Regions from separate parts of the Mus musculus genome. Here region 2 is linked to region 1. Evidence: chromatin loops called from intact Hi-C (ENCODE). Cell type or tissue: left cerebral cortex. All regions are shown on one strand. Each heading gives the region's core, and the rest is flanking DNA. Links, peaks and the distances in the headings are about the cores only.

Region 1 (2,914 bases), core at 161-2,660:
AAGAGGGTGTTTTTGGTTTTTTGAGACAGGGTTTCTCTGTACAGAAGAGGGTGTTTGATGTCCCACCCATACATACTCTGTCTACTCCTTTGAGGCAGCTTGGCATGTGATTGCTGGGATCCAATTCTGGTCTTCATGATCACACAGCAAGAACCCTTAACAACTCAGTAATCTCTCCTGCCTCTGCCTTCTGGACACTCCCAACAGGGATGACAGGCATGCACCACCAAGCCTGGTTTATGCAATTTTGGGAATTGAACCCAGGGCTTTGTGCATGCTAGGTAGGACTATACCACTGCACTGCATTTCAGCCCTGGAACTCTGTTCTTTCTGTATGTGGATAGTCGCTCTAAGCTGTTTGGTGATACACTGTTCCTTCCCCTAGTGTATAGCTTGATATCTCTCTCTCTCTCTCTCTCTCTCTCTCTCTCTCTCTCTCTCTCTCTCTCACACACACACACACACACACACTCCATTATAGGCTAGGGAGATGGCATTCCTTTCTGACCCCAGCTCTTGATAGGTAGAGACAGGAAGATCTGAAAGGTTCATGATCATCTTCTGCCAATGAGTTCAGCAGTGAGTTAGAGGCCAGCCCTGGCTACATGAGACTTTGTCTCAGAAACAGAACCAAAGAACAACAAAAAACAAAAACAAAAAAACAATTGACTGCATGATGTGCCAACAGCAGCCTTGTCCTTAGAGATGTTTACCTTGGAGCTGGGTACTCAGGAGGCAGAGACAGGTAGATCTCTGAGTTCAAAGCCAGCCTGGTCTATACAGTGAGTTCCAAGACAGCTAGGGATGCACAGACAAACCCTGTCTTTAAAACAAACAAATAAACAAACAAACAAAGGATGTTTGCCTGAGTTCCTGGGGGGATTGTCCATCTAGGTTCACTCCTGTACACTCCAGCACTCTCAGTGGCTAGCGACACAGTTCTCACATGTCTCTGCGTGTGAGTTGTGACCCACAACTGTCCTGTGTGAACTAAAATATTCAAAGAAAAGCCGGTGGATGTGTTGTGTGGTTCCAGCCTGCTTGTCCAGGCAGACCTCCTCACCGGCTGCTGGGTGGGCTGTGCCTGCTCAGCTTCAGCACCCGCTCTGTCCTGCCCTGGGGCTGCCGACTCCTTCTTTGGGAGGAAGACCCATGCCCAAAGGGTGCCTGTTGATTGTGACTGAGAGTCAGAAGTGCCCATAGGCTCTTAGCACACAGGAGAGGCCACAAGGTCTTCCACCATGGTGGATCTAACCTGGATTTTTTTTTTTTTTGGACCGTGGCAAAAGCTGCTGCTGCAAGTGGACAGAAGGGGGCAGTGTGGAGGCAGGGTTGGAGAAGGAAGCTTGGCAGGCACAGGGCTCTGGAAGGCCACTCCCTTGACTAGGACCCTGTCAGTCATCAAAGCAGCCCTGTTACTAAAATTGTTTTTTCCCTCCAGAGGGAGACACTACTAATATCTGCCCCTCCTCCTAAGGTCCCAATGATGCCACCAAAGTTCACTCTGGGGCACCTATGAGTTTATTGGGCTTACTCACAAAGCATAGGCAGTTGGGGAAGAGGGGGTTGCTGGCAGGACTGTGGGTGCTTCCTAGCAAACGGCTGCATGAAACAGGAGGATAACTTTCCCACAGTTAAATACATGTGGCACCCCTCCCCTATATCCTCCAGCCCCTCCCCCAACTCCAAGACCCCAAAGCTCTGTGCAATTAAGAATTAGGGAACACAGATAGGGATGGCTGGACACTTGGGTGAGCGTCCCATGACTCTCCCCGTTCTCTCTGTCTGTGAGAAAAATGTTAGTCATCTACATGCCCAGTTGTGACCATTTGTTTTGTGACCAGGCTTAGCAGAACTCCTGAAGATGGCAGCAGGTTTGGGGGACAGGTCCTGCACAAGTTCCTGGTTTTGACGGCAGAGCTGAGAAGGGAGGTTCACAGTGGTTGGCCTCTTTTTGGGATCCCAGGGAAGGCAGAACTCTGTCCCAATCCCCCCCCATCCCCCACTCTCTGTGCCATGTTCCTTCCATGTCTAACTCCATCCCCACCCCTCCCCCCACCCTAGACCCCTAACCCCTGACACCTGCCACCTCTGCCTTGCAAAGCTACCAGCCTTCATCTGCCCTCCACAGATTTGACTGCATTTATGGGGAAGAGGAAGCGGGGAAGAGGGCTGGGTTCAAAGCCTGAATTTAATTAGCCTCTGGTTCCTCCTCAAAACAGTAGGTGAGTCACTGACACGGGCAGAATCTGACTTGTGAAATCAGGTCCCATCTCTGCTGCCCAAGCTTGACAGATGGATCCAGTCTGGCCAGGCCTTAGAAAAGTCTAGTACTGGCTAGAGAGCAAACTTCGACTGTTCTTCGGGAATGCCGAGGCCACCAGTACAACTGGAGATTGTGGGGACTGCCTCCTCCGGAAAGTCTTCCCTCCCTGACTCCAGTCCTGCCTCAGCCTGGGTCTGGCGGCGGCCTCTTCCCAGGCACTTAGTTTTCCTAGGAGAAGCATAGCCTGGAGCTTGTGACATTCCTGTGCTGTTGCAGGGGTTCAGGGGGCTCCCCTCAGAGTCACCAACATCCATCCCTCAAGAACATGCCAGGAGGAGGCAGGCAGCATAAAAAGAGAACACAACGAAACACTTTTCTTCTCTAAGCTCTGGGTCTAACAGGAAATACAGAGGCACGGAGTCTAGGCGTGCAGAGGCTGCCAGACAGCCTCCCATGGAGCCTACACACAGCGCCATGGGCTGCGATTTCCATCACATTTTGCAAAGGAGGGAGCTGAGGCTGAGCTGTCCCTCCCAGCTGGGGAGTCAGCAGAACTAAGGGTGACACTTCCCTCTTCCTCCTAGCTGTCGGTATGTAGGAGGAGGAAGCCCTCTGAACTTCCTCTTTGGCTCATGGGGAAACTGAGGT
Region 2 (2,914 bases), core at 193-2,692, 120 kb after region 1:
ACAGATGGAATCACTCTCTTGTATTAGAGCCAACACAGCTGGAGGCTTGTGTGTGCATGCCTGTGCAGGTCAGAGGTCATCATCAGGTGTCTTTCTCTAGAGTTCTCCACCTTATCTGTTTTTTCAGTCAAGGTCTCTCACTGAACCTGGACCTCACAATGTGTGACCTGGTGGTGGTTAGGGTACCTGTGGCTCCTCTGTGGACACTGCCCATCCAGGATCTTGGGGACAGGAGTCCGAATGTCATGTGGAGGAGGGACCAGCACAGAAGGCAACAGGTGCCAGTGCCAGGACTTGCCAGTGAGATTGTGGTGTGGGACTGGTCTGTCAACAGCAGGGTGCTATTTATACAACTCTATCATGATTCATGTCTCCTGCTTAAGTACGTCAGTGCCTTTAGAGCACAAAACATGGTATTTTAAAATGCTTTTATGAGTGGGGTGTGAAGGTGGGCTGGGGAACCTGCTGTTAAACCCGGGCTACAGCCCAGAAGTGAAGTTCCAGAATTCCTGAACCGGAGGATTGTGTCACAGAGCCACAATACACACACACACACACACACACACACACACACACACACACACACACACACACACCATGCAACAAAACCTAAACACTCAAGAAACAAAACAAAACAAAAATCACAAGTCGGGCTGGAGAGATCGCTCAGCGGTTTAAGAGCCCTGGCTGCTCTTCCAGAGGTCCTGAGTCCAATTCCCAGCAACCACATGGTGGCTCACAACCATCTGTAATGGGATCCTATGCTCTCTTCTGGTGTGTCTGAAGACAGCGACAGTGTACTTGCGTACATAAATAAAATCTTTTAAAAAAAAATCACAAGTTGGGTGGTGTCTTGCTCGTTGCTCCGTGTAATCCTAGCTGGACTGAAACTCGCTATGTAGACCAGGCTGGCCTGGAACTTACAGAGATCCACCTGCCCCCTGCCCTGCCTCCTGGGTCCTGGGACTAAATGTGTGTGCCGCCACACCCAGTAAGTATGGTTTCTTTAAAATTACCGTCTGATGTAGACGTCTCATCTGTGTGAACCACCTCGCTGGCTGCTTCACACCAGCGAGCCGGTTTCTCTCTGAGGAGATTTGGGTCTCTTTGCTTCCTAGTGTATTTTTGGAGCGCCATAAGTAGGCTTGCTTCAGAGGCGCCCATTCTGATCTCTGTTTTTTTCCCCCTCTGGTATAAAAACCAGTTTGTCGCTCAGTCCTATAAATACCACCTTCCCCTCAGCTTCCGGGACTACATGTGATGAATCTAACAGACCTGTGTTTCCCTCAGCATTTGCCTTTTCTTGTTTGACTTTCCTCTGGGGACAGCCTTCCGGGTGATTTCTTCAGGACACCAAGAGGCCCAGGCTTCTGTCAGCCCTATTTTTTCATGCAGAGGCATGGGCACTTCTCCGGGTATCTTTTCCTTTTGAAGTAGGGGTTGGGTGGGGGTCACTGTCTAGAGAGTTCCCTATTGTGCACTGGCTTAATTGGCAATGTAAATAGCTTGCTGTTGACACAGCCTGGAAATGGCAGCTTCTAACCAAGATGAAATTGGTTATAGAAAATGCAGGCACTTCGAGCTAGAGTCCATATTCCATCTACAGTGTCTGCATATCTGACTGCCTATCATCCCTGAAAGCTCATAACATACCCATCAACTCTTTTCCTTTATCATGACATCGCTATTCTATGGAGCTTTACTGTGTGTTTAACAGGAACCAGAAGTGTTCTAGGATTCCTATATTATTTTACACTTTGAAAGACACCAGCATCACCTTTCATCACCTGACTGAGGCCTACCAAGATTAAGCCACTTGTAGCCAAGTGCAGCTAGAATTTGAACATGGGTGCTGTTTTAGTTAGGGTTTTATTGCTGTGAAGAGACACCATGACCACAGCAACTCTTGTAAAACAATTTTTAACTGGGGCTGGCTTACAGTTCAGAGGTTTATTTCATTATCCTCGTTGTGGGAAGCATGGTGGCATGCAGGCAGACATGGAGCTGGAGATGTAGCTGAGAGTTCTATATATGGTTCCTCAGGCAGCAGGAGGGGGCTGTGAGCTGCACTAGGCATGGCTTGAGCATCTGAGACCTCAAAGCCCACCCCCAGTGACACACTTCCTCCAACAAAGCCACACCTCCATTAGGAACTACCTCCTATGAGGTTCTGGGGGCCATTTTGTTTCAAATGCCCACAGGCCACCTCTACCTGGAAGGTGAAGAGTTTATTACTATAATGTACTGGACGTTGAGATTGGCTGGATGATCATGTACTATCCTGTCAGTCTGGGAACAGGCCTGGAAGGTCTCTATCCCTCACCCTCATGCATATGACACAGGTGTAGAGCTCTCCCCTGACCATCTTCCTGTCCCAGCTCATCAGATCCTCATGCAGAGCCAAGTTTGCCCATAGAGTTGCACCCAACCTTCTCTGCCAGGCCCACATCCACTCTGCATAAAACTCTATACAGACTGCATCAGGAGATCTCGTTAATGACATGGTCCGGATGCTCAGTCATTTCCTCAGGGGCTGTGGGAGCTGAGGGCCAGGGTTGAACATACCATACTTCTAGCCTTTTCTAAGAAGGCCTGTGTGTTCCAGGACTACCAGATAACCCACCATCACAATGATGATTGAGCCACGAGCAGAGTCTCCTATTCCACTCAGCAGGCATCAACCTCTCGGAGGACCTCCCAGGGTGGCAAGGTTCTATCAGCCTCAGATCCATTTCCAGCCTTGCAGTTCCTTGGTCTTCTTGCTTGGGAGAGGCTGGTGACAGTCACTATTCTGGGCATCCATGGAGTGGACACTCAGGACACGCTTAGATGGTCGCTGGTAGGGGTAGGCCTTGTAGCCCACCACTTAAGCTTTCCTCCAGCCATTCTCCCTTGCTTCTTGCTCAGTTGCTGC

The links. A loop is a pair of places that touch in the nucleus more often than their neighbours do. Peaks named below come from ENCODE experiments on the same cell type or tissue, not always from the same donor. Only the 100,000 strongest peaks of a DNase experiment are listed, where the experiment ranks them.
Region 2: it touches region 1 in a loop (3-fold over the local background); 2 of 42 quality-filtered maps call a loop at or near these places.

Annotation. Positions count from the first base shown.
Region 1 is chr15:84,994,582-84,997,495 of GRCm38, reverse strand. The region is part of intron 3 of Gm39558 (a long non-coding RNA gene); the gene reads right to left. Among named protein-coding and RNA genes, the nearest start is that of Gm39558, 8.0 kb to the right of the region's middle. In left cerebral cortex, for the core only: a CTCF peak has its summit at 1,314 (motif pointing right); a DNase peak (open chromatin) is centred at 1,335.
Region 2 is chr15:84,871,525-84,874,438 of GRCm38, reverse strand. No RefSeq gene overlaps it. Among named protein-coding and RNA genes, the nearest start is that of Phf21b, 17 kb to the right of the region's middle. In left cerebral cortex, for the core only: no CTCF peak of the experiment used is centred there; DNase peaks (open chromatin) are centred at 397 and 1,178; H3K27ac peaks cover 1,531 bases.